2 separate regions of the Homo sapiens genome follow, and region 2 is linked to region 1. Evidence: chromatin loops called from intact Hi-C (ENCODE). Cell type or tissue: dorsolateral prefrontal cortex. All regions are shown on one strand. Each heading gives the region's core, and the rest is flanking DNA. Links, peaks and the distances in the headings are about the cores only.

What was found. A loop is a pair of places that touch in the nucleus more often than their neighbours do. Peaks named below come from ENCODE experiments on the same cell type or tissue, not always from the same donor. Only the 100,000 strongest peaks of a DNase experiment are listed, where the experiment ranks them.
Region 2: it touches region 1 in a loop (6-fold over the local background); 1 of 110 quality-filtered maps calls a loop at or near these places.

Annotation. Positions count from the first base shown.
Region 1 is chr2:220,042,392-220,057,608 of GRCh38, reverse strand. No RefSeq gene overlaps it. Among named protein-coding and RNA genes, the nearest start is that of MIR4268, 140 kb to the right of the region's middle. In dorsolateral prefrontal cortex, for the core only: no CTCF peak of the experiment used is centred there; a DNase peak (open chromatin) is centred at 5,674; H3K27ac peaks cover 2,354 bases.
Region 2 is chr2:219,856,549-219,871,765 of GRCh38, reverse strand. No RefSeq gene overlaps it. Among named protein-coding and RNA genes, the nearest start is that of LINC01803, 41 kb to the left of the region's middle. RefSeq lists an enhancer at 9,895-10,396. In dorsolateral prefrontal cortex, for the core only: no CTCF peak of the experiment used is centred there; no DNase peak of the experiment used is centred there; H3K27ac peaks cover 2,104 bases.

The DNA.
Region 1 (15,217 bases), core at 3,636-7,635:
TGATCAGCAAATTAACAGCCTGTGTCTATATTGACATTCATGTTCTCAACTTAATGGTTAATTTATTTAATGAACCGCTTCTGTCCTCATTAAAAGTGTAGGATGTCAAAAGTGTATTGGACTAGGCAATATGATAAATAGATAGGGAGGGGTCCTCATTCTCAGGGTGAATTGTTTGCATTTCATTCATTCCATGAACATTTACTTCTGAGTGCCTATTATGTGAGTGCCTGGTCCCGGGGTAGGTCTGGGGCCTCCAGCTGAAAGGTGCTCCCTCCACCCAAAAAGAGCTAAGCAATGGTTAATATCAACCAGTTTACAATCACCCAACAATTAGGTGAGTGCCCTGAAACTCTCTGAGCTGAAAGAAGATTGCTGAATAAAGTTACCATCAGACTGAAGACAGAAGTGTCAGCCTAAGCACAAATCTATAAATTTCCTGATTGTTGATAGGTAGTACTCCCAAATAATAGGCGGGGGAAAAAAAAAACTCATCCAACAGGAATAAAACCAAGAATTGCCCATTCCGAATAAAAAGGGCAACAAAAGTTCTATCCAAAACAAGCAGAACTCAAACCAACAATTATCTCTAGGTGAGATTTTCTAATCACTAAAATCATGAAGAAATATCTTTCCTTCCTCCTTTGTGCTGACAAGGCATCAGCTTCTTAGGGCACTGATTGCTTTCTGCCTTTCACTATAGCTATTTGTAGATATGTCTATCTCCCCTACTCCATGGTAAGTTCTTGAGGACTCTGAGTTCCCGGTGGCTAAACCACTGCCGGGTCATGTTGATTTCTCAATTCATGTTAGATGCATTGCAGTGAAATTCCAAAATGAGGGATATGTTTTTTGTCATAGATAGCCCATCCCTCTCCCCTTACTCAAGACCATCAATATATAGAGAAGTGGTTAAAAGCACAGATCCTGGAGTCCAGCTGTCTGTGTCTAGATCCTGGCTAGCACTTACTGGCTATGTGACCTTGGGATAAGTTATTAATACATACTGTATGCCAGTTTTCTCATATACAAAATGAGGATAGAAACATTACTGCCTCACATTGTTGTGAGGTCCGAATGTTTTAACATATGGAAAATAATTTGGGTGGGGAGGGGGGAACAAAGTAGGGAAATCTTGCAAAATTTGTCCTCCCCAGGGGCAAAAAATGTCACTGGAAAACTGCTTCCTATTATAAGTGGATTTGCTATTTCCAGAAAGTTGCCCATTTTAGGGTCTGAGTCACATTTTAGCTGAATCTCAGTCCCAAACTTAAGAAGTTTTCCCTTAATTCTTCTTTTTATTAAAGAGAAGCTCTAACAAAGACTAAGCATGTGTTATATAGCTCAGTGGTTCATACCTTTAAAAAATGAGAATTAAATGAAAACTGACAGCCTCAATAATATTTCAAGTCTCTCATTAATCTACTCTATACCCTTTTAAGTATGTGTTACATGGAAGAGACCGTGAGCCCCATGGAAGTAGAAATCTTATTTTTAAAATCTTTGATGTCATATCACTTAATACAGCATCAGATGTATAGTAAGTGCTCAATAAATATTTCATGAATAAATAGCTCATTTTATTTTGGGTCACATTTTTTATGTATTTCCTTGATATAAATAAAGCTACAAATTACATTAATACATATATACGTGTGTGTGTGTATTAGTCCACTGCTGATAAAGACATACCCAAAACTGGGAAGAAAAAGAGGTTTAATTAGACTTACAGTTCCACATGGCTGGGGAAGCCTCAGAATCATGGCAGGGGGCGAAAGGCACTTCTTACATGGTGGTGGCAAGAGAAAATGAGGAAGATGCAAAAGCGGAAACCCCTGATAAACTCATCATATCTCATGAGACTTATTCACCACCACGAGAACAGTATGGGGGAACCGCCCCCATGATTCAAATTATCTCCCACCGGGTCCCTCCCACAACATGTGCGAATTATGGGAATAAAATTCAAGAAGAAATTTGGGTGAGGACACATAACCAAACCATACCATTCTACCCCTAGCCCCTCCAAATCTCATGTCCTCACATTTCAAAAGCAATCATGCCTTCCCAACAGTCCCCCAGAGTCTTAACTCATTTCAGCATTAACCTAAAAGTCCACAGTCCAAAGTCTCGTCTGAGACAAGGCAAGTCCCTTCCACCTATGAGCCTGTAAAATCAAAAGCAAGCTAGTTACTTCCTAGATACAATGGGGGTACAGATATTGGGTAAATACAGCCATTCCAAATGGGAGAAAGTGGCCAAAACAAAGTGGTTACAGGGCCCATGCAAGTCCAAAATCCAGTGGAGAAGTCAAATTTTAAAGCTCCAAAATGATCTCCTTTGACTCTATGTCTCACATCCAGGTCACGCTGAGCTAGACAGGACTCTAGGTCCAAATCTACCTGTAACAGGAAGCAACTTTCCAGGGACATATTTGCCCCTGGGTAGGACAAAGAGCTACAGATTTTATTTTCTAATTTATGCAATGATTTCAAAACACCAAATCATAAATTGTGTACCTAACATTTATAATGGTTATTTCTAGTTCAAATGACACTGGTAATTCCAAATAAAATGCATCAGGGAGGAAATGCCCCTAAATGCCATATACAGCGACATAGTCACAGGAAAGAGATCAAGCAACATAGTTTCATCAGACTTATCCCCCACCCGGCTTTAGAACCAAAGTGTTCCTGGCTTCTTTGTAGCTTCACTGGGAAATGTAGAAAATTCCCTTCTCATTCTCTCTTGTAGCCCCCATTGGTGGTAAAAAGCAAATCACATGAGATGATTTATCTTTATGAAAGTAACAAAAACTAATTCAAATATTGTTCCCTTTACTTCCATTTTCTGTCTTCTTTGTGGTGTTACCTTTGGTAACCCAGATGCTAAACAAGACTGTTAATAAAGTAAAAAACGATTGTATGCAGATTAGGTCCAATAGGTTTCCAAACTCTGTTAACTTATATGAGGGGAAAATTTTGAAAGAATTCTGAGTGGCAAAATACTATATGTAGTATAACCAGTGATAAACACAGATCTTAATAAAGAGCTACCATTTACAATCTTTTCCTTCAATATTTTAGGAATAAGAGAATAATTTTTGCAAGAAGCTAAAGAGAAAAGTTTAAATTCAGGACATTTTAGATAACCAGGAAGACTAACCGTGTCTAGATTACAAGAGAGAGAGAACTCCCTTACTTGAAAAATGCAATTAAGAAAAAGGGATGTTAATGAGAATGGTTCTAGGAGAATCAGAAAGTGGGAAATAAAGTCTTTTTGCTAGTTTAACATTAAGATCATGTTTTAGCTTCATTATGCTAAAGAACACATGAAAATTATATGATTTGTTTGTATTTTCTGTAAGGCCAATTTTCTTCAGTTTGTATCACATTTTTTTTAAGTAAGCATATCATATTTTTGTCCAATGTTTAGCTTAGGGACTCACACTAATGTCATCAGTGGAAATGCAGGCTAGACTGCTCAGAACATATGCAACTCCACTGCCCCCTGATGCCAATATACTAAAATTGCAGGGGCAGATCTTTAAAGCAAAAATTCCTCTAAGGAGACTTTAAATTTGCATAACAAAAACTGCCTTGTAATTTCACAAAAAATACACTTTGACATTAATGCAAATGAGAAAAATGTAATGATTTTTAAAAGCTAATTAAAAGGCTAAAGGAGGCAAAATTTTTCAGTCTTGATAAAATTAGCAATATAAAATTTTTACATGACTTCACCTCATTGTTATATTATTATACTGTAAAATTTGGTGTTCTCTTTCTCCTTTTGTAAAAATACTTCCAGAGATTTGAACAACTTCTTAAATGGTGGCTTACACAATTGCATTGGTCAGGTTACTGGTACAGCTGCTGTGAGAAAGAAACCCAAAATCATAATGACGCATATAAGATAGAATTTTTTTTTTCCTCATTTAAAAAAACAAAGAGCCAGGCATGATGGCTTACACTGGAACCCCAACACTTTGGGAGGCCAAGGCAGGTGGATTGTTTGAGCGCAGGAGTTGGAGACTAGTTCCCGTCTTTACAATAAATACAATAATTAGCCAGGCGTGGTGGCACGCACCTGCAGTCCCAGCCACTTGGGAGGCTGAGGTGGGAGGATTGCTTGAGCCCAGGAGGTTGAGGCAGCAGTGAGCCATGATCATGCCCCATTGCACTCCAGCCTAGGTGGCAGAGCGAGACTCTGTCTTCGCAGAAATAAAATTAAATAAATTAAATATAACTTTTTAAAAGTAAATAATAAGAAAACAAGGTATGAATATTTGATAATATTAAATAATAACTTTATTTTCTTAAATGGGATAATGGCATGGTAGTTATGTTTTGTTTTGTTTTGTTTTAAGTCCTTAAATTTTAGAGAAGACTGAGAGGAGTGGGGGTGATTAGGTAAGACTGCCAAGGGCTGCTAGGATTCCTTCACAATTATCAGAGATATCTTGTTGATCATTCTCCTTTCCAAGGAGCACTCCTGCTTCCACCAGCACATCCTATAACATACTGCAAAAATGAAAAATAGGAGAAAGGAAAAACACATTCTTTGCCTATAAGGACTTGATCTAGAAGTTGTACACATTACTTCTACTCACTTCTTAACTGCCCAAGATTTTAGCCCCATGGTCATATCCAGAGAAATGTGATGGACACATCTTGCAAATGAAGTCTTTAAGAGGGTGACCATGTACACAAGTAAAAATTCTGTTAGTGTGTAATTCTATTACAAAAATTAAGGGAAAGCTGGTGGCCTCAGTAATATTTTGATTCTTTCCTTTACTCTAGATGCTTGTAAATAGGTATTACTTTGAAGGAAGACTAGTAAACTGTTCCAGAGCAGAGAGGGCCAAAGGGATATGAAAACTGAATGCAACACACACTCTAAAGGACATTATTAGAACAACTGGCAAAATCTGAGTAAGGTTTACAGATCAACTGATTGTATTGCATTAATATTAATTTTATAACTTTGATTGTACTGTGGTTGTGTAAGAGAATGTTCTTATTTTTAGGAAATACATCCTGAGGAATTCACAAGTAAAGAACCATCTGCCTGCAACTTTTTCTTAATTTGTCAAAAAATATAGACAGAAAAAGCAAGAGAGAGAAAACAAAAGCGGTAAAATGTTAACACTGGGGGACTCTGGATTAAAGGCATCTGAAAAAACTTTGTACTATTCTTGCAACTTTGCTCTTCAGTCTGAAAGTATGTCAAAATAAAAAGTTAAAAACAGTACTACCTTAATTCTGACTCAAATTAACTCATTAGATCTTTTTTAAGGTGGTTCATTTACAGTTTAGCCATTATATAACACCTTGGTTGAACTCAAATTTCAGAAAATTGAGTAGACTTAGTTGCCATATTTGGTCTAACTTACCCTCCCACCCACCATCTTACAATGAAGAGGGTTATAATGGAGAAATGATTTGCAGCATTACAAATGGTGAGAGGAAGGCCACACAGGCACAGCTAAAGTAGGCAGGAATCCAGAGGAGGCAACGAGGAGAATTCCTGGACCAGAAGCAAGGGCAGACACTCTACCCCAGCTTCTCCTTCTGCCAGATTTGGGGAAAAAGCAGAATTCTTGTCCATTTATGCTCAGGCTCACATTGCCATGACAGTAGCAATCTGTGCACTTCCATTTCGGGGATGCATAGGAACCTCAGATCCTCCCAGTTCTTAAACCAAATTTGGCATCAGCCAAGGCTTTATCCTTGTCAGAGCAGACAAAGCTGTTCTGATGCCCAGATGTCCCTGTGTGATACCTCCACCTCCAGCCTGCAGTATTGCAGAAAGTCAGTCTTCCCACACAATCTTCAAAGAGTAAGAACCCTAAAACCGTCTGCTCCATAAAGCTTTTTTCTGATGGAGAGATGCTCCTTGCTTTGATCTATCACAAGCAGACTGCCTACAGACTCTTCGCCTTCCCCTAATGGTGATATCTACTTTTAGCATGGGACAAAAATACACATCTAACTCCAGGGTCCTGACAGTCAACAACAACTGCTGATTGGTTATACTTCAATTTTGTTTTAAGCACCAAGCTCCTCCTTCGATGCTTAGATTGTGACATATTTTTCCAAGCGCCCACCTTCACCCCAGTGGTTGAATAGCTCTTAGTAGCACCTCCCAAACGGGACACTTCAAGGGCAGAGCCCAGGTCCAGGGGTGAGTGGAGACTCTGCCACCATTCAGCTGGTTATGTCATGCCAACTTGAAAGCAGGGAGCAAACGTCCTCCCCAGGAGCTCACCAGGCTTTGCAGCAAGGAGCTTCTCTTTTGCTGAAGTTACTCAAAAACAAAACCGTAGGGAGAAACCCTGTTGGGGAAGCAGAGGGGGGCCCTTCTCCCTCTTTATGGCTTGCTGTACTCAAAAGAAACGGGAACTTATTCAATGTTTTTAATATGTACAGCTAGTAATCATGGCCTGCACTTGCCAGATAGCATTCACATCTTCTCCCTTTGGATTTGAAAAACACATACAGATGCTTCTCAACTTACATCCCATTAAACCCAACATAAGTTGAAAATATCATAAGCTAAAAATGCATGTAATACACTTCACCTAATGAACATTATAGCTTAGCCTAGCCCACCTTAAGTATGCTCAGAATGCTTACATTAGCCCACAGTTAGGCAAAATCATCCAACACAAAACCTATTTTATGACAAAGTGTTGAGTACCTCATGTAATTTATTGAATACAATACTGAAAGTGAAAAACAGAATGGCTGCATGAGTACTGGGAATGCTTCACAGGGGTGAGTAAAACGCTATCTCCTCCCCATGTCTTCTAAAAGTGTTGGATAACTAGATAAGTTCAAATGATATTCAGCATCATCACAGACCTGTAATCTATAAAATGCCAAATCATCTTGGGAGAACAAAGGAAATGTTGCATGCTCTAACCCTGAAGGTAGTTTATTCCTACTTGTTTTAAATCCTATTGCTCTACTCTAATTGGATTCATGAGTTCTATAATGCCTTATAATAGCTACACAGAAGCAATGACCTAGATTCTACTCAACCTTTCTCAAGCCAGGAACTCAGAATCCAACACCCGAAGGTTGGCCTGTTTTAACTGAACAGACTATTTCAAGTGGCTCTGATCAGAAGCTACAATGCATTTGAGGCTATGGCTATTTTCTTGCCACTAAATTTGCCTGTGTACCTGTCAAATGTTCCTTTTCTCTGCATGACCACTGATCTGATGAGGGAAAAAAAAAACTGCCTTAGCAAAAAGTATGTGTTTCATTTCCTGATCTTGGCAGCTCTAAGCTCCTCAAGACTCTTGGAGCCACCACTGAGCAAATCTTTTCCCTCCACCAGTGATAAATTTGTTGCAAAGGAGAAGGAAAATTGCATGACACTTGTAAATAAACAGCTTCTGAAATCAATGAAGACAGAGAATTACTTTTGTTCCTAATTTATTTTTCCTCCTTCACAGAAAGCTGCCAGTAACCCTGGCCTGACTCTAACACCTCTCAGGACTGATTCTCCCTCTACCTTCATTGAAAGGCTGAATACCATATATCCCTGGAACTCACTGGTGAAGGAGGGCTTGGAAATGCCACATCCACACTCTTGAGCTCAAGTCCATTGAGACTGGCATATTCTAAATCACAGGAAGAAGTACTCCTTTGTGAGCTTGTGGTTTGCCTAACCTTCTGCTAACTGGTTTTTACAGGCTTTTAGGAGACTAACATATTGGGTATGGAATCACCAGTCTACAAAGTCAGACCACAGAGGGCTTATTCTACCCTGTTTCACTTATTTGCATGCAGTTTGCACCTTGAGCAAGGAACACAGCAGCATGCCTAGAAGCCTCCATGGCACTAGAGAGGCTGAGGACTCAGTCCTTGCTGGAATCATTTAATATTTACTCAGGGTTTATCTATACAGCATAATGACTGATCCCAAGGGCCCTGGTTTGAATCCCAACTGTGCCACTTATTAGTTGTGTGACCTTGAACAAGATAATTCACTTCTTTGTGCATCAATTTTTCTCATCCATAAAAGGAAATTACTTTATAGAGCTGTGAGAATTCAAAGAGCTCAAATGCATACAAGTCTTAGAACAGAGCCTGGCACATAGAAGACTCTCAATAAATGTTAGCTTTGTTGTTATAAGCTCCTCTTAATAGCTATCAGCTGTTTTCATTAATTTTGGCCATGTCTACGGGACCTGAAAAAACCTAAGTGAAAGGTTCACTCATATTGGCTACTACCTTAGGCCATCCCAAATGGAGCAAGGACATAGGTCAATTAAGAGCTGGAGAAAGGGGTGATTCTAAATGCCAACTCAGAGCCTCTGACACTGATCAGATTTACAATGTTATTGTTACCACCCACGCATTCATCATTATTTTCTCTATGGTGACACCAATCATAATTGGAGGATTTGGTAACTGGCTAGTCCCTCTGATAATTGGTGCACGCAATATGGCATTTCCCCAGATAAATAATATGAGCTTCTGACTCCTCCCCACCATTTTCCTACTCCTACTTGCATCCTCAATAGTAGAAGCTGGTGCTGGGACCAGCTGAACAGTTTATCCCTCTTTAGCAGGGAACCTAATACATGCAGGAGCCTCCTGTGGATCTAACCATCTTCTCACTCCACTTGGCAGGTGTTTCTTCTATTTTAGGGGCCATTAACTTTATTACTACGATTATTAATATAAAACCCCCAGCTTTATCCCAATATCAAACACCCCTTTCTTCTGATCAGTCCTCATTACCATAGTCCTTCTACTCCTCTCTCTTCCTGTCAGGGGTTATCTCCCACCCCCAACACTCCAGTAGACTTTCAAGCAATGGCAGCTGGTATAATACCCATCACCACTGTTCCATCTTCTCCTTTTACCCCTGTCTCCTAGGTCATTTCTTCCATTCTTATTCTTCTAAATTCTTACCTTTTTAGCATTCTTTCTTTAATACCTATAGAGGTGGTAGGGCTTTGGGCTTCATGAGTGGCACTGCTTAGCAACACTAGACTGGGATTGCTGACCCTAAACAGTACATGAAAAGTTCATAAGATTCGTGCTCTTCACAGCTCAAATGTCTGTCTGGCTCTCCCCACTGCCACACAGACTCTGTAGGATTCGTGCAGAACATGCCAAGGGGGAAATTCTTCAGATGTGATGGGTTGATATTTTGAAAAAATATTTACAAAGGAAACTTAAAGTAGTTTCCGAGTTGTTGTTTTTTTTTTTAATAAATCCCTATTATCTCAGCCCTTGTTTTCCTGTTTCTTGGAGCAATGCAAGAGCATAAGCCAGAAATGGCAAGACTGGCTTTCGGTAACACTTCTAACATTGACTTAGCATGTGACCTCAGACTAGTACATTTCAGGATTCTCATCTATTTAAAATACAGATAAAAATGTCTGAGTTTATCTCATTGGGTGTTACGAGGGTCCAGTGAGATGATATATATGAAAGTGTTTTAAAAACTGTACAATTTTTTACAACTATAAAATGATATCATTATTTATGACATACTTGATGATGAGTCCTGGAAAGGATAGAGTAGAGATCGTGTCTGAGAAGTAGAAAGGCTGGAATTTTAGTTCCAAATCTGCCACAAATTGACCTGATAACTTTGGGCAAATAACTTTCTCTTTCAGGTCCTGGGTTTTCTCATCTGGAAAACGAGTGGATTGGACTAGCTGAGCTCTAGGTTCCCTCCCAGAAGAATAGTCTATGAATCCAAGCCAAAGAAAAAGAAGGAAACTAATTAAGTTCAAGCGACATATTTTTAAAAAGATTACATTTTAAAATAATAATAAAGAAGATGCAGAAATGCAGATATGGCTTATGATCATGACATTCTCTCCACAAATCCATATATGTCCTCATAGCCTGATTTGCCATTAACAAGTAGTTTTTGCAATGCATTATCTCAAGAAGGAGATTTTAAGATAAATGATTTATGGGCAAAGAATCCTCATTGCAAATGGACTAATCATAGAAGTCTGCCTGCCTGTGCCTATGTACATGCATGTACACATGTACCCACACACACACAATTCATTGATACAGAGGCCGACTCTAGTAAAGGTTACTTTGATGTCCGGGAAGCAACGCCTCTACAAATACTCATTTCTTATTCAAGAGAGTAAGATGAACTTCCAAAAGTCAATGGCTATTTGGTGACCAAGAAGACAGCTCACCTGACCTGGTTATGGCTTGTGTCCTGTGTTGATACCTTCTTGACTTTGACACTATAATCAGTCATAAGTCCCAATATCTTATCCACTGATGTTCTTCCAAACTGAGATGTTTTTCTAGCAGTTTTGCTTTTCTTAGGAAATGCCTAAGATTACTCTTCACCAAGTCTCTCAGCATCCACATCTTTCTTGTGTCACGTCTGTTGGTTGAGGTTGAAAGCTGTTAACTTTTACATGTATAAATTCTTTGTCTCCTATATATCAGTCATCTGCTCACAATTCTGTTTAAATTTCTTTTTAATTGAACTGTAGACATAAATTAAACCTTCAGTTTGTTATTTTAATAGTAATTGTAACAATTAACCCATAATTGTTTTTATCGCTAACATAATTATTAAATAATAACTGGTGTGTTCATTAACATAATAAGTCTCATTAATTGCATGCCATCTCGCAGTGAGATTAACCTATGAAGATCAGGCAGAAAACAGAATGTAAGCAGAATCAGAGACTCTCCTCAGAGCTGTCTGGGAAATTTTTGAAAAAGTTAGGCTTCAGAAGGTAGAGGCAGAGTGTTGAGAGGGCAGGGGGTGCTGCCGTGTCAAGAGTAACAATATCAAACAAAGCAATAAGTGTACAAAGCAGGGTTATTGTGTAATTTTGAAAGATGAGTGTCTTAGGGAAATAATACTAACAAAGAATTTTAGGAATGATTACAAAATAAAGGCCTTGGTCTTCAGAATGAGAGAAAATTCTCTCCCTCTCAGCTACATATGCCCTAGGATCCACATTGATTGGTTTACTGATAACGCCCTGGTGCTGTGTCTTAATCTCTTCAGCTGCTATAACAAAATGCCTTAGACTGGGTAATTTACAAACAATAGAAATTTACTGCTCACAGTTCTGGAGAATGGGAAATCCAAAGTCAAGGTAGCAGCAGATTCAGTGTCTGCTGGGGGCTGCACTCTGCTTCCAAGATGGCTCTTCCTTGCTGCGTCCTCGCTTGGTGGAAGAAGCAAGTGGGCTCCCTCAAGCCTCTTTTACAAGTGCAGGCATCCTATTCACAAGCGCTCCATGCTTCTCATCTAATCACCTCCTAAAGGCTCCATCTTTTAGTTCTATCTCATTGGAGATTAAGTTCCAGCACATGAATTTGCAGGGGGACACCAACATTCAGAGCATAACATGCTGATACTATATGTGCTGAGGTTAAATCAGCAACTACTTACCTTTTTGTGTTTTCATTCTTGACTGTTTTCCTTCCCATCTTTATTTCTACTCATTGTTAACTTACCTGCCTACTCACCCTGCCACAACTCCCATTTGCCTGCAAAATTTCTCTATCTCAGCCCACCATCTTTCTTTTGGACTTCTTTTGCGTTTCATTTTCCTGCCTATTGGTGGTCATGCTTACATCAATAACACATACATTAATGTGTCAGTTTGTCCATTTGATGATAGGATTGAACTTGCCATTTGCACACCATGCCCCTTATTTTCACCCTGCAACTGAGTTGCAACATTTCAGTTCTTGAGACTCTCTCTCTCTCCTCTCTCTTTTTTTCTTTTATTTTTCTTTTCTTCTTCTTTTTTTTTTTTTTTTTTTTGTTGTGAGACAGGATCTCACTCTGTTGCCTAGGCTGGAGTGCAGTAGCCCGAACTTGGCTCACTGCAACCTCCACCTCCTGGGCTTAAGTGATCCTCCTGCCTCAGCCTCCTGAGCAGCTGGGACAACAGGTGCACACCACCATGCCTAGCTAATTTTTGTATTTTTTGTAGAGACAGGGTTTCACCGTGTTGCCCAGGCTGGTCTTGAACTCCTAGGCTCAAGCGACCCACCTGCCTCAGCCTCCTAAAGTTCTGGGATTACAAGTGAGAGCTACTGTGCCCGCCCCTGACTCTGTTAAGGAAGTACATATCTGCGTTCTCTGAAAGATGCTAGGCTTGGGGTTAAACATGATGGGACCTGAATCTTCCTGTGACCAATCCTGATCAAGAGATGTCAGAGGCTCCTCAGGGCATACAGAATAAGTTCCAAACTCCTCAGCCTGTCCTTCAGAGCTCTCTACAGGTCATTGTTAAACTATCTTGTATCCACCTATACCACCCATCTAGGGTAGTCACTTGTTCTCCTGAAAGGTCGGACAGTGGATTAAATTGACATTGCACTATTTTAATTATTTTGTGTGTGTGTTTCTAGAAGTTCTATTTTATCCTTTTCCAAATCTGTTGGTCATTTTGAATGGTCTCCTGTTTTTACTCATACTTTTGACTTACTCTTTTATTTCTTTAAATTTATAAAACATGGCTATTTTATATTCTATATCTGATAGTTCCTTTGTCTGAACCCTGTGTAAGACCACTTCTGCTGTTTGTTATCTGTTCTGACTTCACTCATGGTTTCTTAGTTCCTCATGTGTTTTGTTATTTGTGTGTATATCCATGTGTGAGTTCATGCCTATTGGAACTTTATGTGTGGGAATTATATAAGCCACATGTTGGGTGGTTTATTCCTCCAGAGAGGATAGGTATTTGCTACTGCCAGGTACCTAGGGGCACTATCAACTTGAAACTACTTTAAACTAAATTCTTGGATCACCCTTATACTTTGTGTGCATCCAGGCCCCAAATCTGCATAAGGGCTAGTTTGTGTTATGAATTATCAGGGGAAGATTTTTTCCTTATTCTGAACCAAAGGCCAAGATAGCAAGTTTCTTTCTTATCTCTCCTTGTGTGCCTTTATTTTCTAGGTCAGCCTTTCAGTAACGATGTTGTCCTTCAGGATGTTGTCCTGGTGTTACTGTGAGGGACTGACAATCCAACTCCCTGCTGTGCATTAGCCCAGGGCACTGTCTCCTGTTTCCCCAAGTGATCACCAGGGATCAGAAAATTCCCTTAAGCCAACTGCCAACTTTGGTGCACACTCAGCCATCTGGGCTTGTGTTTCTACCTTGTTTGATGCCTCTGAAAATTACCCTTAATTTTTTCCAGTTCAGCCATGCATTTAAAGAGTGGTTTATTTCTATTTCATGAGGCTGTTTTTTAGCAGGATTTCAAGATGTCAAATTCACATTATTGCAAAAACCAGAAGACCTGCAATTTATAATCTTTTTCAGCACTGTTTCTTGCCCTTAGAACCTTGACATAACTATAGTCATCTTGCTGCCGAAATGAACAACAACAAAACATTCTAGCACTGTGCTTCCATAACACCCCAGAACCAAGGAACTCTAATTCTCACTTCAGTGCTCTAGACCAGAGATCACTAACTTTTTCCATAAAGTGGCAGATAGTAAATATCTTTTGCTTTTAGGCCATATGGTCTCTGTCACAATGACTCAACTCCACCACGATAGTGCAAATCAGCCATAAACAAAACATAAACACATGCGCATAGGTGTGTTTCAATAAAACTTTATTTTTGAATGCTGGAATTGGATTTCATATATTTTTTTACATGTCATGAAACACTATTCTTTAAATTTTTTTTAACCATTTAAAAATATAAAAAAAACATTTTTAGCTCATGAGTCATACAAAAGCAGGCAGCAGGCTGGAATGTGGCATGTGGTTCATAGTTTACAGACCCCTGCTCCAGACTGTTCTCAACTGGGGGTACAAATTAGGGCCATTTATGTAGCTTTTATAAAACAGAAACGCTCAGGCCCCAATTAAGACCTACTAAGTGAAAATTGCTCCTGATAGAGCCCAAGGTTGTATGTGTATGTTTCTTGGTTTCCATAAATAAATCTGATGAGCACCCTTAATTCTGACAGGGTGCTCAAGATTCTGCTCTTGCTTGACGTTCTCAAGGATTTTCACACAATAGTCTACTGTTCACAGTCACCTCATTTTTTTTACTCCAAAGTAGGCCACATAATTGCCTAGTCAAAGGAGCCTACCACAATGCAAATATGTAAATTTTTTATATGTAAATGAAAGTGACTGATTCCAATAGCTTTTGATATATTTCTTATGAAAAATGCCTAAAGCTTGCATGCACACACACACACACACACATACACTTAATGTCTGATAAAGAAGTCATCACAAGGCAAAAAGGAACTCAGTCAGCAAAATAGTTTTGTAATTTGGAAACAAAACTGATGTATACCTATATCTCACACCATACACTAAAATAAATACCAGGTGGCACCAAAGAGTAAAAGGTAAAAGAATTAAGTCATCAAAAGAACCTAAAAGGTAACTGAATAGAATATTTGTCAAACCTCTAGAGTAAAGAGAAATTTCTAAGTTTAAGAGATTAGAAAAAGCCACAAAGAAAGCTACATGGATTTAACTGCATAAAAAGTGCAAATCTCTGAACATAATAAGATAAAATAACTAAAATAAAGAGGTTAATTGAGAAATAAATTTGCATGGTGAAGGAAGTACAACTCATTGACAAAACATGGGGGGAAAGAATCTGAATAATAATCAAAGTAATACGAGTTAATCCCAAATACCATTTTGTGATCTATCAAGTTAGCAAAAGGTTTTCAGATAGAAAAAAAGACCCATGCTGGCTAGGGAGTAGCCAGCATATTGTATATTCGCAGTCTGGAAAGGGAGGAAAAATAGATTTAGATAAGGATTTCAAATCTAACTCTAACTCTGTAACCTGTCCAAAAAAACTGGAAGCAACCTATAGGTCTAAAAGAGAGGATTGGTTATGGGAACTATAATATAGCCACTTAATAACAGATTATGAGGCCCTTAAATATTATGTTTACAAATACCATAAAATAACATGGGCAAAGGTTACAATATATTAGGTGAAAGGAGTAGGATATAAAATTATGTAAATACTGTGGTTACAATTAAATAAAACTTAAATAAATCTATTCATAAGGGGGAAAGGTGAAAAGAAATACACAAAGATATTAACTATGTGTGGGTAGTGTATGTTGGTAAGTTTTTTTTTCAGATTCTGTTTAATAAGACCACATTATAGTTACAATTTTTAAAATACACTTTTAGAAAAAGAAATCGTTGTGTGAGAATCAGAGTGTAACAGACTAGCCTGCA
Region 2 (15,217 bases), core at 7,221-11,220, 190 kb after region 1:
TGCAGATGACATCTCTTAGGAACAAGGCAAAGAAAAGCAAACAATCTCTTCCCCCACTTCCCCTGCTAGTTCCCACCCCCAACAGTCCCCTCCCCACATTCCACATTGCCATCCATCATCTCCCACCCTGTCCGTTTTTATCCTAAAGCAGTACTTGTTAAAGGCTCTGTGACCACTCCAGCTATTTCCTTTGAGGATGGAAACACTGCCACCGAAGCTTCATTATTATGCTAATCGAGCTCGGTCTAAGCTGCTTTCATAACTGCCACATTAAAGCGTCCCATAGAGGAGAGGCCTCCAGAGCGATGTGCTTTGCACCGGGTGAATATTAATGAAGGATGGATGAGTTCAGAGCAGTTGTTGTTGAGCCTGGCCATCAGGTAAAGGGGTCTCGCTCTCACTGCCATAAATAAATAAATAAGTAAACAAGCAAACAAGCAGATTCTAAAACACAAAGGAACCGGAGCAAAGCTTCAGAGGAGGAAAAAAGGGGATTCTTGCACAGTATAAACATCTTCCATTGCATAGTATGCATCACTTTTATCAAGCCAGGGTAATTGTCCCTATTTTCGAGACAAAGAACGTAGGCCTCATAACTGTGAAGACTTATTCAGAGACTTACCACTCCTCAGTGACAAGATCTTACACCACTCCAGCCTGCAGAGCAGCCAGTGACAAAACTGGGGAAACCAAGCTAAGCCAAACTGCTAAAAATAAGAAGCTAGAAGGTGACAGAGTGGAGACTGGAGTCCAGTGGGGATGCTTACCAAATTGACCCCTTGGAACAGTAACGGTGCACAGCTCTCTTGTATCCTGATGAAAAGCTGTAATAGACAACCCCCTGACTTGCTTTGCCTAGTTTTCAGTGGTGTCCCATGGAAAACTAAAGGAGGAGGAAGACCCACAGGTTCCAGAAGTATTTCTGGACAACTCGGAGAGAATGAGAGATAAAAGGCCCTAGACTGGCAGCATCAGGAGAAAGGAGCTGAATCTCCCTTCCCAGATATAAATCAAGAAGCTGAGCTAAACAGAGGTCAGTACCTCTCCTAGTCCCTGCATGCCAGGGGCACACCAGGGGGTTCTCATGAGCAGCCCATCTCAGTATCTCTCATACTTCCTAAAGGAGTCTCAGTCTTTCTGCTTCTAACCCAAAGAAGAAGAAATCCTGAAAAAAGCATTGCTAACTTCTGCTCCCATGAGTTAGAAGTGACTACGACATTCCATATCTTTCTCACTGAGAAGTCTGTGGCCCTTAAATCTTTCCAGTCCAACAATGAACACCCCTCAATTACATTAGATACATGCTATAATCCTTCCCACTAGCGAGATAAAGATTCATGCGTGGTGCACTCCCCAAGAGTCATTCCCAGCCCCTTCCTTCCTTGCTGGCAGATGCTGGAATATTCTCCAGATGTTTGCAGCAACCCTCCCTTCCTACCCTGTGTCTTCAGCCAAGGACACCCCCTCCCGTCCCAAGGGTAAATATTAAATGTTAATTTATTTAAGCCAATCCTGTTGATTCCATTCACTTGCCAGTGATAGATACAGACCTAGGCCTGTGATGTAACCCTGACCCTTAAGATACAGGGATGAGAGAGTTGCGAGTCATTGGGAAAGTTTCCAGTGCTCTAAAAAGAGGGCAAAAGCCTGGGACTTTGGCCTCTTCCTGCATTTGAATATAGGCAATGCTTTGAGCTGTGGCAGACACTAGTAAAACCAAGAAAAAGCCAAGGAAATTACAAGAGGCCAGCAGAAGCCTGACATCCCTGCACTGCTGAAGCTACCACCTCTCGAGTCACCTGCTGTGGTCTTCTTGTTAGGTGAGATAATGGTATTTTTATTATTGTTTAGGCCATTTTTATCTGGATGTCCTGACACTTGTAAACAAAATGGTCCTGCTATACCTCCTTGTTTTTTGGGGACAGAATCTCAATTTTGTTTGGGTAACCTATACCCCAATTAAACTAACGTGATAAGCTAAACTAATGGTGGAAGCTCCATTTCCTTACCAGAGATTGGTTTAGGGTGCAAATGTGACCTAAATCTTCCAATGAAATGGAAGTAGAAGTTTCTGTGGAGGCTTTTAAGAGGTTTCTTGTTTAGGAGAGAAAACAAGGAACAGGGATTTTTCTTTCCCTGCTGATATGGGTTGGCTGTGTCTCCACCCAAAATCTCATCTTGAATTATAATCCCCATCATCCCCATTGTCAAGGGAGAGATCAGGTCGAGGTAACTGAATCATGGGGGTGGTTTCCCCCATGCTGTTCTCCTGATAGTGAGTGAGTTCTCATGAGACCTGATGGTTTTATAAGGGGATCTTCCCCCTTTGCTCGGCACTTCCCCTTCCTGCCACCTTGTGAAGAAGGTGCCTTACTTCCCCTTTGCCTTCTGCCATGATTGTAAGTTTCCTGAGGCCTCTCCAGCCATGTGGGACTGTGAGTCAATTAAACCTCTTTCCTTTATAAATTGCCCAGTCTCAGGTACGTCTTTGTAGCAGTGTGAAAACAGACTAATACACCTGCTGAATGTCCTCATGCTTGGATGTCACATACACGGAGCTGCAGCAGCCATCTTGAAACCATGAGGGGCACTGGTCTGAGGAAAAAGTTAATGTGTTGAGGTTGGTGAATCTTTATTGTTAAAGGGATTTCAAGTTGGGTTTTCTATTATACAGCCGAGTAATGATAATCTTTAGCCTTATAGTTCAGGAATGGATTGCTTATAGTTATCTATCCAGTCACTTGCCTTCCCAATACTCTTGGGTAGAAGAGGAAGGGGTAGGTAGTACAGCAGCCTAATAAAAGGAACTTAACACTTGTATCCTATCCAGACCGCAGGAGTAGTGGGTGCCAGTTAAGGATGTGCCATGAATACTTGTGGCAATGACAAATTACTGTGGAGCCTGTGAGTTTTTATTTTATTATGACTTCCGTTTTCTTTTAATTTAATCACCACTAAATTTTTTATAAGGAAGAAGGAAAGCAAGGGCAGATTAAGAGAGCCTGTAAAATGCATTACATCTTTAAAACATGGATTTCATTACTCACATGCTTGTAAAATGCTTTCATGAATATCAAGTCTCTTCACACTCCTCCCCCACCAAAAACAGAAAAGAAAATGAGAAAAAGGAAATGGTTGTGGTTCTATTTGCTTTATTTTCCTGCAAAATGCTTTGAATCCTGTGAAAACCTAGGTGGACTTATTGGCATGTATACTGTGTCTGACCATTATCTAGGGTGGGTGTTGGGGCAGAACATGGCCAAAGGCCACTGCCCCACCTGTGACCAAACAACCACTCCAACCATGGCTGCTACCTGTTGGGCTCTAACTAGAGGCATCAAATGCTTCTAGGCTGCACAGTCAAAGACAAGGTTGAGGAAATTATAATTAACAGGGGCTTGAGTGGCTGCCATTGATCGTCAACAAATATAGTTTTGCCAGATAGATATAATCAGCTCAATAAGAAATTTATTTTGTGATCCTTTATCTTCTTTCCCAAACAGAAAAAAAAAATCATCTTCACAAACTAGTTTATTATTTGGACTAGATTGACTAATGTGGTTTGGGCCTATAGGGGCTTGTACAGCTGATTTCCAGGTGATCAAAGGGGTTCTAATAGAGAAAATATATATATATATATATATAATATATATGTATATGTATGTGTATAAAATATGAATATATATTTACTGTATTAGTGTATTCTCCAAAGAATGCCAAGAGGTGCCAGCAGCCACCACACTGCTGATAAAGACATACCCAAGACTAGGTAATTTATAAAGAAAAAGAGGTTTAATGGACTCACAGTTCTGCATGGCTGAGGAGGTCTCACAATTGTGGCAGAAGGTGAAAGGCACATCTTACATTGCAGCAGACAAGAGAGAATGAGAACCAAGCAAAAAGGGAAACCTCTTATAAAACCATCAGATCTTGTGAGACTTATTCACTACCATGAGAACAGTGTGGGGGAAACCACTCCCATGATTCAATTATCTCCCAGAGCATCCCTCCCACAACACGTGGGACTTCTGGGAGCTATAATTCAAGATGAGATTTGGGTGAGGACACAGCCAAACCATATCTGTATGTGTGTATGTATGTATAAAACAACTGCCTTAGAAGCAAAAGAGTGCATTCTTTTGAGAGACAATATATAATGTAGTAGAGTACAAAGATCAAAAGATTTGTTGTGGTTCTGACTGTATTATTAAGGACCTATATGTCTTGGGCAAGTCATTTTGCCTCTCTGAATCTCATGACGCAGTTTTTTGTGTTCTCCAAAAAAAATATGTCCAAGTCCTAATTCCTGGTATTGAGAGCATGACCTTATTTGGAAATAGGGTCGCTACAGATGTAATGAAATTAAGGATCTCAAGATCATTCTGGAAAGCTGGGCCCTAAATCCAATGATTGCTGTCTTTATAAGAAGAAATAGAGGGAGACATGAAGACAGAGATGAGAGTGATGCATCTACAAGCCAAAGAATGCTAAGGGCTGTCGGCAGCCAGCAGAAGCCGGGAGAAAGGCATGATACAGATTTTCCATCAGAGCCTCCAAAGGAACCAGCTCTGCCAACACCTTGATTTCTGACTCTGGCCTCCAGAACTGTGACAGAATATACTTTGTTGTTTTTAGCCATCCAGTTTGTGGTACTTTGTTACAGCAGCCTTAAGAAACTGAGAGATTTTCCAGTTCAGAGGTTACACCTGAAAGCATTGGATTGATTACAATCATCTTTCTCCACTGTGCGATTTTGGGTGGAATTGCAGGGAAATTAAATTTACCTAAAAAATAAAGACATCTGAATCCTTTGTTTTGGAATTAGAGAAATGGTGCTCAAAGTCTCAAATTCTTTTTCTTTTCTTTTTTCATCTGGATGAGGCATTAAAGCACTCAAGAAAGGGCTGTTTAAAAAATATTCTCAGCCTGTCAAAAATAAAAGTGATATAAATCTAAGAGGAAGATCTGTAATTTGACCAGGGTAATTGGGGCCTGCATTTACATTGTTGATGAGATTCTAATAAAACTTCATTTTACTGGGACACAGAGAATAAAGAAATCAAAAGGGATGATTATTTCAGCAAAACTGGTTTTGTCTTTTAAAGTTTCTCTTAAAATATAAGGGCTTTAACTCAATAATAAATCTTGTATTCAAGTTGATGGACAGCTAACACTCAAATATACCACTGCATTTATTCATCCATTCACTTATTCATTCAACCACAACTATACATTGAATCTTCATCATGAACCAGGAGCTAAGCTTCGGGCTGGGGATAAATAGGAGACCAGAGCAGAGAGACCCTAACTGATAGAGTTAGAATCTAGAGGGAGGTAGTAGTGGGGGAGGCAAGGGGAGACAGAAAATAAGCAAGTAAACCAACAAATATATAATTACAAGCTGTGATCAGCTCTATAAAGTAAATAATGTAGGGTCAGACAATGATAACAGGGGGGCCAGTCCCAGTGGCCCACACCTGTAATCCCAGCACTTTGGGAGGCTAAGGTAGGAGGATCGCTTGAGCCCAGGAGTTCTAGACCAGCCTGGGCAACATAGTGAGACCCTGTCTCTACAAAAAAATAATAATAACAGGGAATCTGAGATATGAGAGGGTTTTTCTCTGCATGCAGTATGGAAGCTGATGATATTTAAGGTCTGAAGATACAAAGGAAGCACCCAGGCAGGGAGATGGGAAAGGGGAACATTCCAGGTGAAGGGAACAACATGTAAAAGCCCAGTGTGGAAGAAAGAAGCCAGTGGGCCCAATGACCTGAAAGGTGGCCCACGTGGATAGCGCAGGGTTGGGGGGAAAGAGGTACAAAATGATGCTGGAGAAGTAAGCAGAGGCTAGATCTTGCAGGACCTTGAAGGCCATGATAACATGTTTGGGTTTTATTAGCAATTTATGTTTAAAATTAAAAATATATATATTCCAGAGGCTGTGTAGAGAACAGATTGGAAAGGGTCAGGAATATGTGTGGGAGATGATTAGGAGGCTCTGGCTGTGATCCAAGAGAGAAATGACAGGGCCTGGACAAGGTGGTAACAATGCAGATGGATGGAAGTGGATGGACTGAGAGGCATCTCCACTGCATGGCAGCTAGGAACAATTGCTTCAATCCACTGTGTGTTCACTTAGGAGGCAGTCAGACTGTCCTCTGGGTGACAGCACCAAAGAGAGAGGTCCAAGCAGTTAGCCCCTGATACGCTTTTAATCCAAATAGTCTAGAAGGGAAAAGAAATGTTAACAGATGCCAACACTTGGAATATGAACTGGGATTCATTCTGGAACTTTACAGGAAATCCAAATTATTGCCTTTGTATGTTGAGATTCTTGCCCCATTTCAGAGATTTGGGCTTAATATCTACCAAAAAGGCCAAAGCAAAGTTAATCAGCATTTAAAGAACAAGGGTAGTAAAGTTGTCCTACCAGGACCTTCCAAGAAGGACCATCAGATACAAGGGTATAGAAACCAGGGAATGGGAGGAACAGTAGCAGAAATAGGGGTTCTTACTTGGAAATGAGAATACTCAGGGGACACTCCCCAAGTGCCTTTGAGTTTTTTAAGAACTCTGACCAAGAAGAGCCCAGTTCTGTGTAGCCACCAAGTGCAGCACTCTGGCCCAGTTAGAAGCTGCAAGAAACAACTAAATGAAGAGGAGCTTTTAAGCCATCAGAACAAGCACAATAGCTGTGCTGCCTTATGGTGGTAAGTTCCTCTTCTCCAGAGGTATTTAGGCAAACAGCAGAATACACGAACAGTGCCTACCACGAATTTTGTAGGATTCATATATCTGGTATGGGCTGGGTGGTCCCTAAGTGCCTATTCGTCTTCCTTTTAGCAGCTGTTCATGTGTATGACCATAGGTTGGCAGAGACCCATTCCTCCAGAACATTTCAGCCTTTTGAAAGAAGACTGTCCAAGACCAAATTCCTTCTCTCTTCTCCTGAGCAGTGTACCAGCTGATATATAGATCCCAAAATAAAGAACTGCAGAAGAACTTGGCAATATCTTGGTCTCTCCATCATTCCTTTCAATGGATTCCACTGCCAAGTGGAATCAATACACTCACTGGTGTCTGCATAGCCGCCTCACTAACCTGGCCATGCAAGGAATCACATCAAAACCTTGCCATGTTACAATGCCTTTCCCCAGATGATGCTAAGTTGGGCCGTGCTCCTGGTGCACACATGAAGCATCATTAAATATCATGACAGGATGTGAGCAAAACATCAGGAGACTTCAGGGATCAAAGAAGCCCAACACAGTTGAAAAGCAGCTCTTTAACGGGGGGGTGGGAGCAGGAAGTTTCCCTTTGTTAAACAGCAGCCCTAATGACTTCTCCCTGCTTGCCTCATAAAGGCTGCCTAATTATATCACATATGTCTGCACCTCTCATTCAAGGCCTCCTCGGTGTCTGGGTCCCCTACTGTCAACCTCATAGCCCCTGAGGTCATAAAAGCCAGGGGAGTCAGCTGCTGGAGATCTGGTTTTGTAGCTGGGTTTTCTGGCTTTGGTTGGACATACAAACAAACTCTCATTATATTTTGGCAGTCAAACCAGGGAATGAAGAGTAACAGTCCTTCCTCAAATGAATACCTGTTTGTTTCATCTTCTTTCAATCTTTTGGAACCACCTAACTGATATTTAAGATTAAAGGTGGCACCTCATTTCCAAACAGGTCTAAAGAGACCCAAACTGTATCTCAGCAGTGGGCAGACCATAAATCCAATTTTTCCATTCATCTTGTATCAAGATGGAAACTAACTGGACTCCAGGCAGTCTCAAGGGTGCCACAATAATCCCTGAAGGCAACCGACATGGCCAGACCGGCCACACCACATCCTCAAAGACCTCCCTCTTCTGGGTCCCTGCAGAACATCTGCTATCTGGATCACTCATTTTGATACTTAATCAGACACACCTTTGCCCTGCGGTTTATCTATTCTTGCATATGTCTATCTCTCCCCAACTTGATCCAAAGCTACTTATGAGGGATTCATTTGGTTGGTTTGGTTTGGCTTGGTTTTGGTATACCTCTTTTGGCTCCAGTAGGAGGTTTTGCAAATAGCTGATAACAAATGGATGGATGGATAGACGGTTGGGCAGATGGACGAAAATAGGCACTGCCATGTTCCAAATCATTAATTACTATTTTGAGATGTGAATCCCCAGCCTCCCAGGTGGGTTGTGTGGTTGCTTTGATCACATCTGCCATATCTGAACCTTAGTTCGGAGGAGCCCTCACCTTAGGTTAATTTATGCCACGGGAAAATTGTCTCCCTAGTACCCTGGTATTGCACACTGCGGCACCTCATGAATATTCCAACCTCATAAATCTGAACTCTGACCTTTGGAAAAGACACATGAAAAACCTCCCCGGCAGAAGTTTTTTTTTAACTCTTATGCACCCTATTTCTTCGGGCCCCCTTGTGGCCCATTGCCACCCATTATAACTGCTCCCAATATTTGGCCACCGGCTTTGGGGACAATGCTCTGTAAGGGGCAGCGTTGCATGGTAGGCATTGCCCTTTCGGAGTCAGAGAAGTCTGAGTTTAAAACGTGACCCTCCCACTTTCTAGTTGTGGGGCTTTGGGTGAAATACATGACAACCTCTCTGTGCCTCAGTTTCCTCCTCTGCAAATTAACCCCCCTCATTCTGCCGTTGTGAAGGTTTAAGGAGACAAGGCACATACGAACTAGCGTGCAGCAATTTGCTCAATAAACAGCCACTATTACTGCTATTCCCTGATGGTACAGCTTGTTCTTCAGGATTCACAGTGACTAAAATGGCTGCCCGCCTACAAGTAATGCATCCAAAGCACAAACACTTGATACTGAAAAATATATATGCACATAAACATTTACATATACGTGAAGACAAACCAGCTAGCAAGCATCAGACTTTGTATTAAAGAAGTGTCCAGATGCAGGGTGTTGTCAAGATTTGACTGCCTGTCCAAAATGGTTCTGATTTCCGCCCCTTCATTGGGAAAACAAAAGACAGTCATGAGGCCGGGCACAGTGGCTCATGCCTGTAATCCCAGCACTTTGGGAGGCCGAGGCAGATAGATCACCTGAGGTCGGGGGTTTGAGACCAGCCTGACCAACTTGGAGAAACTCCATCTCTACTAAAAATACAAAATTAGCCAGGTGTGGTGGCGCATGCCTGTAATCCCAGCTACTCAGGAGGCTGAGGCAGGAGAATCACTTGAACCTGGGAGGCAGAGGTTGTGGTGAGCCGAGATCATGCCATTTCACTCCAGCCTGGGCAAAAAGAGTGAAACTCCATCCCAAAAGAAAAAAAAAAAAAAGACAGTCATGAAAGCTGACATTTAGTTTTACTTTGGGAAGGTGGGTAAGCCCCACTCCATTCCTCCCCAGCAACAAGGCAACTACTTCACTCTGTGGGAAGTGAGAAGGGAAGATGCAGCCTGATGCTGCCAGTTGTTATTGTTTGTGATTCTGCCTCAGTTTTTTCCTCTGTGAAATGGGACCCTGGATATCTTGTTTCATTCTTGCATAGCAGCTGGGCACAAGAAAGACCCTCAACAAATGCTTGTTGAACTGTTGCTGGAGGCAGGCAGCTGATGGCATGTTTTCTGGCACTATATAGAACTTTCGGGCTGGGCAGGGTGGCTCATGCCTGTAATCCCAGCACTTTGGGAGTCTGAGGTGGGCGGATCGCCTGAGGTCAGGAGTTCGAGATCAGCCTGGCCAACATGGCAAAACCACGTCTCTACAAAAAATACAAAAATTAGCTGGACGTGGTGGTGGGCGCCTGTAATCCCAGCTATTAGGGAGGCTGAGGCAGGAGAATCGCTTGAACCTAGGAGGCAGAGGTTGCAGTGAGCTGAGATTGTGCCACTGCACTCCAGCCTGGTCAACAGAGCAAGACTCCATCTCAAAAAAAAAAAAAAAAAAAACTTTCTGACTTCAGTTTGTTTGAACATTTGAAAAGATGTCAAAACTCCAGCTTCTTTAAGGTAAAGTTCTGGGTAGATTGATTGGGTGGGGGCTGTAAAAATGAGGAGACAAGAGAATGGAAACATCTGATGCTGGGATTTGCTCCTGAGAAGAAACCATTTAGGACTTTGCTTGTTGTGTTTGACAGGTTACTGTTGTTAGGCAATCACAAAGGTGCCCCAGTATGTGGTCCATTTGGGAACAATAAAAGAAATATAAGGGCCAGAACTTGCTCCAAGAAGAACATTTTTAGTTTCTCCTTTGAAGCCAACATTAGATTGTTGGCACTGGAACTAAGAGCTGTCTCAATCTGGAGCTATGTTTCATCTCGAGATGCAAATTCATCCTGCAAATACACACATAGCTCTTCACGTAGGTGCAGCTTGTGCTGTGCAGCTCCGGGGCTGCATCCCCAGAGGACTCTGGGAGACCCCCTCACTGCTGTCTGGCTGCCTCCTTAGCCACCCATAGGGGTGTTTGGTGTCACTGCTCCTTGGGTAGCCTGATCAAATGCTGGCCTCCAGCTATGCCACTATTACCACCTCAACATAGAACTATGGACGTTTAACCAACTTCTTTCCCAATGCAATGTCACTCTGGCTGATGGTCCTATGGTGCCTAAATGAACTCATCTCTTGACAGGGAGCTCATTTCTTTGCAACCAAGACCATTCTATCGTTGAGTAAGTCTGACTAGATAATATTTTTGATACTAGGGTGAAATATGCCACCCATTAATTTCTACTTATTGGTCTCAGTTCTGCCCATGGGAATACTAAGACTACAATAAATGAATATCTCAGAGTATCAAAGGATAATGACTTTACCACAAACCCCAATTTTTTCATCTTGAATATAAAAATCAAGTTTCAAAATCCATATAGCTCTCCTCCCATTCTATTCCTCTCTTTTCCTTTATTAGCTTCCTTCCTTCTTTCCCCTTTCCCTACCTGACTTCCTCCCTCCCTTCTTCCTTCTTTTTTTCCTTTTTTCATCAAAGCACCATTAGGCAGGCCTAAATGAGATAGTGGCCCTGGGAGATGCAGACACACCCTGGTGTCAGGGCCCACACGCAAGGGAGGCAGGAATCAGGGAACTGAGGGATTAACTATGTAGAGGGAGACTGAGCTAAGAGCCAGCTTTCTTACAATCAAAAAGGAAGGTACAAATATAGAAAGGAAGAAAACTAGAATGTACCTCCTGATGTTGGATTGGAATTGGAAGCATCGGTATGAATTCATGGAGTTCAATATATAGAAACAGATTATGTCTATATTATATGAAATATAGATGTTAGTTTATATATATTATATAATGTGTAACTCCCTACCTCTACCCATCGATAGGGCCCGAGAGCAGTGACATCCCACTAGCAATGAGCACATCTATTACCCGAATCTTCATTTCTAAATATAATTCTTCACTAAAAGAAGCCAGGGCTTCTTGGAGAAATCATTGATTCCAGGGCTGGGGCAGAGAAAGTGGAAGATGAGCCTGGAACATCTAGTGCTGCCAAAAAGTAAGGAAGTGCTTCAAGAATGATGGGGACGTGTCAGAAATATAGGAGCCAGTTTGGATGGGCTCCCAATGGCCAAATCTGGAAAACTTAGAGCATCAAAATAAATTATCATACTAACAGATTATAGCCATTGAATAAAATTGAAATCCATAAATCTATACATAGATAGATATTTTTATATGAATAAATAAATGGGGAGAAGGAAAGCTTTTCTTTGTAGTAGAAAGACAACTACTAAATGCAGAAGGAGCCACGACATTAGAAATTCACCACTTGACAACCACCATAATAACAATTAATTCAGGCAGGAAACATCAAGCGAGGCTAAACTAATGGTTTAAGGTGGAGAGAGAGATGGGATTTTACACAGTATCAAAATACCTCCCACAAGACATGTATTAAATGCCAAGGTGGGAGGATGGTATCTTTACAGCAGAGAAATCTGCAGACACCATTTTAGTCAAGGGATCAAAGTTAATACTACCAGTAGCGGGTCAAATCCACATCGTGTACCTACCACCCATAGATTTCAATGGAAAGAACCCACCATTCCTGATATTTTGACTCAAAATACATAACTTTGGTCTCATCAAGAGGAAACAAGGAACCAACACAAATTGAGGGACATTCTACATAATAACTTTCCTGTTTACTTCAGAATTTTCAGAGTCATAAAAGTCAAAGAAAAACAGAGGAACAGTTCCAGATTGAAAGAGCCTAGAGGGACACAATGACTGAGTGCTACCTGTGACCCCGGCACGGATCCACTGCTATAAAGGATGTCTCTGGGACATCGGCAAAACTTGAGTGGGGTCTCAGGGCAAAGGATGTACAGGAGTTCTTTGTACTATTTCTGCAAATTTCTGTAAGCTTAAAACAGTTTTAAAATAAAAATTAAAAATGTATGTACACAGTAATCCAGTGCTTTTTAAAGTTTCCCCCTTAAGAAAATTCTCTCTACCTAATGATACTTAAAATCCATCAATATGATTTCTACCCACTCCCATCCTCCTGCTTTCTCAGACTTAAAGTTTTGAACTTCGTTCCGAGCAAGTGTACCTTGGAGAGAGAAGACTTTAAGCCAACACTCATTTTCAATAACGTTTCCCAAAGTAGCTTTGTTAATTGGTATTAAGGAAAAGAAATTTGTGTGCTCAAAGAAATTCTGAAAACATCATTATGCAAAGTTTCTTTACAGCAGAACTCCTCAGAGCCTTTATGAGATTGATGTGTATTTTAAATTCACTTGAAGAGAAATAGCATTTGGAGTTACCTGATCATGGCACCTTACATTCCAAAAAACACATTTTAGAAAATACTGGCTGACAGATTCCAATCAGTAGCCAATAAAGCATTGACACTTTAGATTCTGGTGTAAGATGGCCTGGGTTCAAATCCTGGCTGCCCCACTTAGTAATTGTGTGACTTTAGGCAAGTCAATTAAATTCTCTGTGCCTCAATTCCTTCATCTGGAAAATTGAGGTAATAAGAGTTCTTACCTTGGTGTTGCGGTGATAACCAGAATGATAATAAAGATAAAAAGTTTAGCACAGTGCTGGGCACAGGTAAGAATTCAATGCATGTTTGCATGGCATGTTTTGATATTCCTTTATTATTCTTTCTTGGGGGCCTGTTTGGACTGGAACAGGGCCTTTGTGGGTGGAGCCATTAGAGAATGCCACCAAGGTCAGGAGAGGACCAAATGGGCTGCAAGAACTAAGAAGCTGAGGTACTCAAGGCATACTCCTCGGACATCCCAGCTTTGAGAGTGTTGTTGTCCAAGCCCTCTTTCTACACATCCATGTAGACACCCCCAGGAACCCCAGTATGCTATAGGGGCAAAGACCTAGACAGGGCGAGGCTGCTCCATCATTTACCCAATCACAGAGAACCTGTCTTCCCAAGGACAAACAAAGTGCAAGAAAACACTTTCCCCTTTGCAAATAACTGTTGCTACTTTCCTCTCTGTGGACATGTTCAACTGGTCCACTGAGTTAGCACCCCACCAACTGTCTCTGGCCCCTCAGCCCCGCTGTCCTTTGCCACAGAGAGGGAGGAGGGGTTTGGAGAGTGTGGCTGCCTGCCAAATGGGGTGACCCAAGCTGGACCCCATGCCCCAGAGTCACCACAGAGGAGCTGACCCAGGGGGGCTGTCAGCTCACCACAGACAGGCTTCACAAGCGCTTCAGAAAATGAAAAGCTTTATTAAACTTTCAAGCCCAGAACAGATGTGTCCTGACATAAATATTCAAAAGAGCCCATCTGTTAGGTAAATCGTCTTTCCATGTAGTAACGAGGGACCGTATATCAGTAAGACCCCATTGCTATGAGAGCCCAGGAGTGCTGGAAACCCTGCAAACAGATGCTCCTGGTATTCCAAATAAAAGCAGCCTGAGAAGGAGAGGAAACTCAAGCCAAGACCACAGCCAGGGGGCATTTCACTGCTATGCCAATCAGGGCCTCTGCCCCACCAGCAGCCCCCAGACAGGTGATGTCAGTGATGGAACTCCAAAGGATTGAATAGGCAGGGGGATCAAGAGAAAAACCAAATCCCCCCACAAACACCCTCAAGCTAGGTTTTGGTTAGAGATGTTAAGGTTCCTCCCTGGACTGCAAAAATGTACTTATCCTCCCCCAATCAGTTAATGCCTTAGGCAAGGCACTTCACCATTCTGCCGGGGCTTCCTCTTTTGAAAAATTTAATATTCTCCAATGAACATTGTACGGTGGAAATAATAATAACAATAATGAATAGCTTACACTATATAGCCTTACTACGTGCTAGGTACTGGCTCATTTAATGTTCCCAGCACCTCTCTGAGAAAGATACTCTTAGTATTCCCATCTTACAGATGAGAAACTGAGACACCGAGAGAATGAGTGATTTGCCCAAGGGGTCAAGGCTGGCAAGTGCTGGACCAGGACTTAAACCCAGGCAGACCACTCCAGGGGCTGAGCATTAGCCACCACCATGCTAAAATGGCACAAAAATAAAAGACAGAACTGCTTCCTACCGGGGAGCTCACACTCTAATGTAGAAGAGTGAAAGACACATTAGAAGATCAAAGAAAGCACACAAGCAACTGCTTGACAATCCTGCTTCACAGAATAAAATATGGTGCATCCGTAGTGAGGCGCTGCTGAGGAGGGAGGACCTGGCCCCCACTTCCAGGCTAGACCCAAAGTCCTTGGTGTTAGCTCCCAGACTGGTCTGCCTGCTCCGTGTTCCCTCCGCTCTCGTTTACTCCCTTTGTCCTGCATACATTTGTGTTGCCCTCTGTCTGCATGGCTCACTGGCTCCCTGCAGCACCATCCCCCCTACTCCTTGCCAGGGCACAGTCTTCCCAACAGGCTCAACTCTCACATTTCCCAAGTCCTAAAAAATTCAGCCACCCAGCAAGCTAGCCTCCCTCTTCGGAAGTCTTCCAATAACCGTCAGGTGCCCCACTCTTTCTCTGAACATGTTTCCAGTCTTGCGCAATTAGTTAACCCATAGGCTGTTCATGGGTAGCTAAGCTTACTGTAGCTAAGATATTCAAGTGCCTAACATGGGCTCAGCTCTGCACACACACCCCCCTATGCTCCAGTTACACTGAGTTTCTTCTCACCCTCCAAGAACACACTAAGTATCATTATAAAAATTATATAATTATAATAAGAATAATTTCTCTTTGTGTCAAAGAAGACTTTTTGCGTAAAGTATAACATTCCAAGCAAAACAAGTTTATGC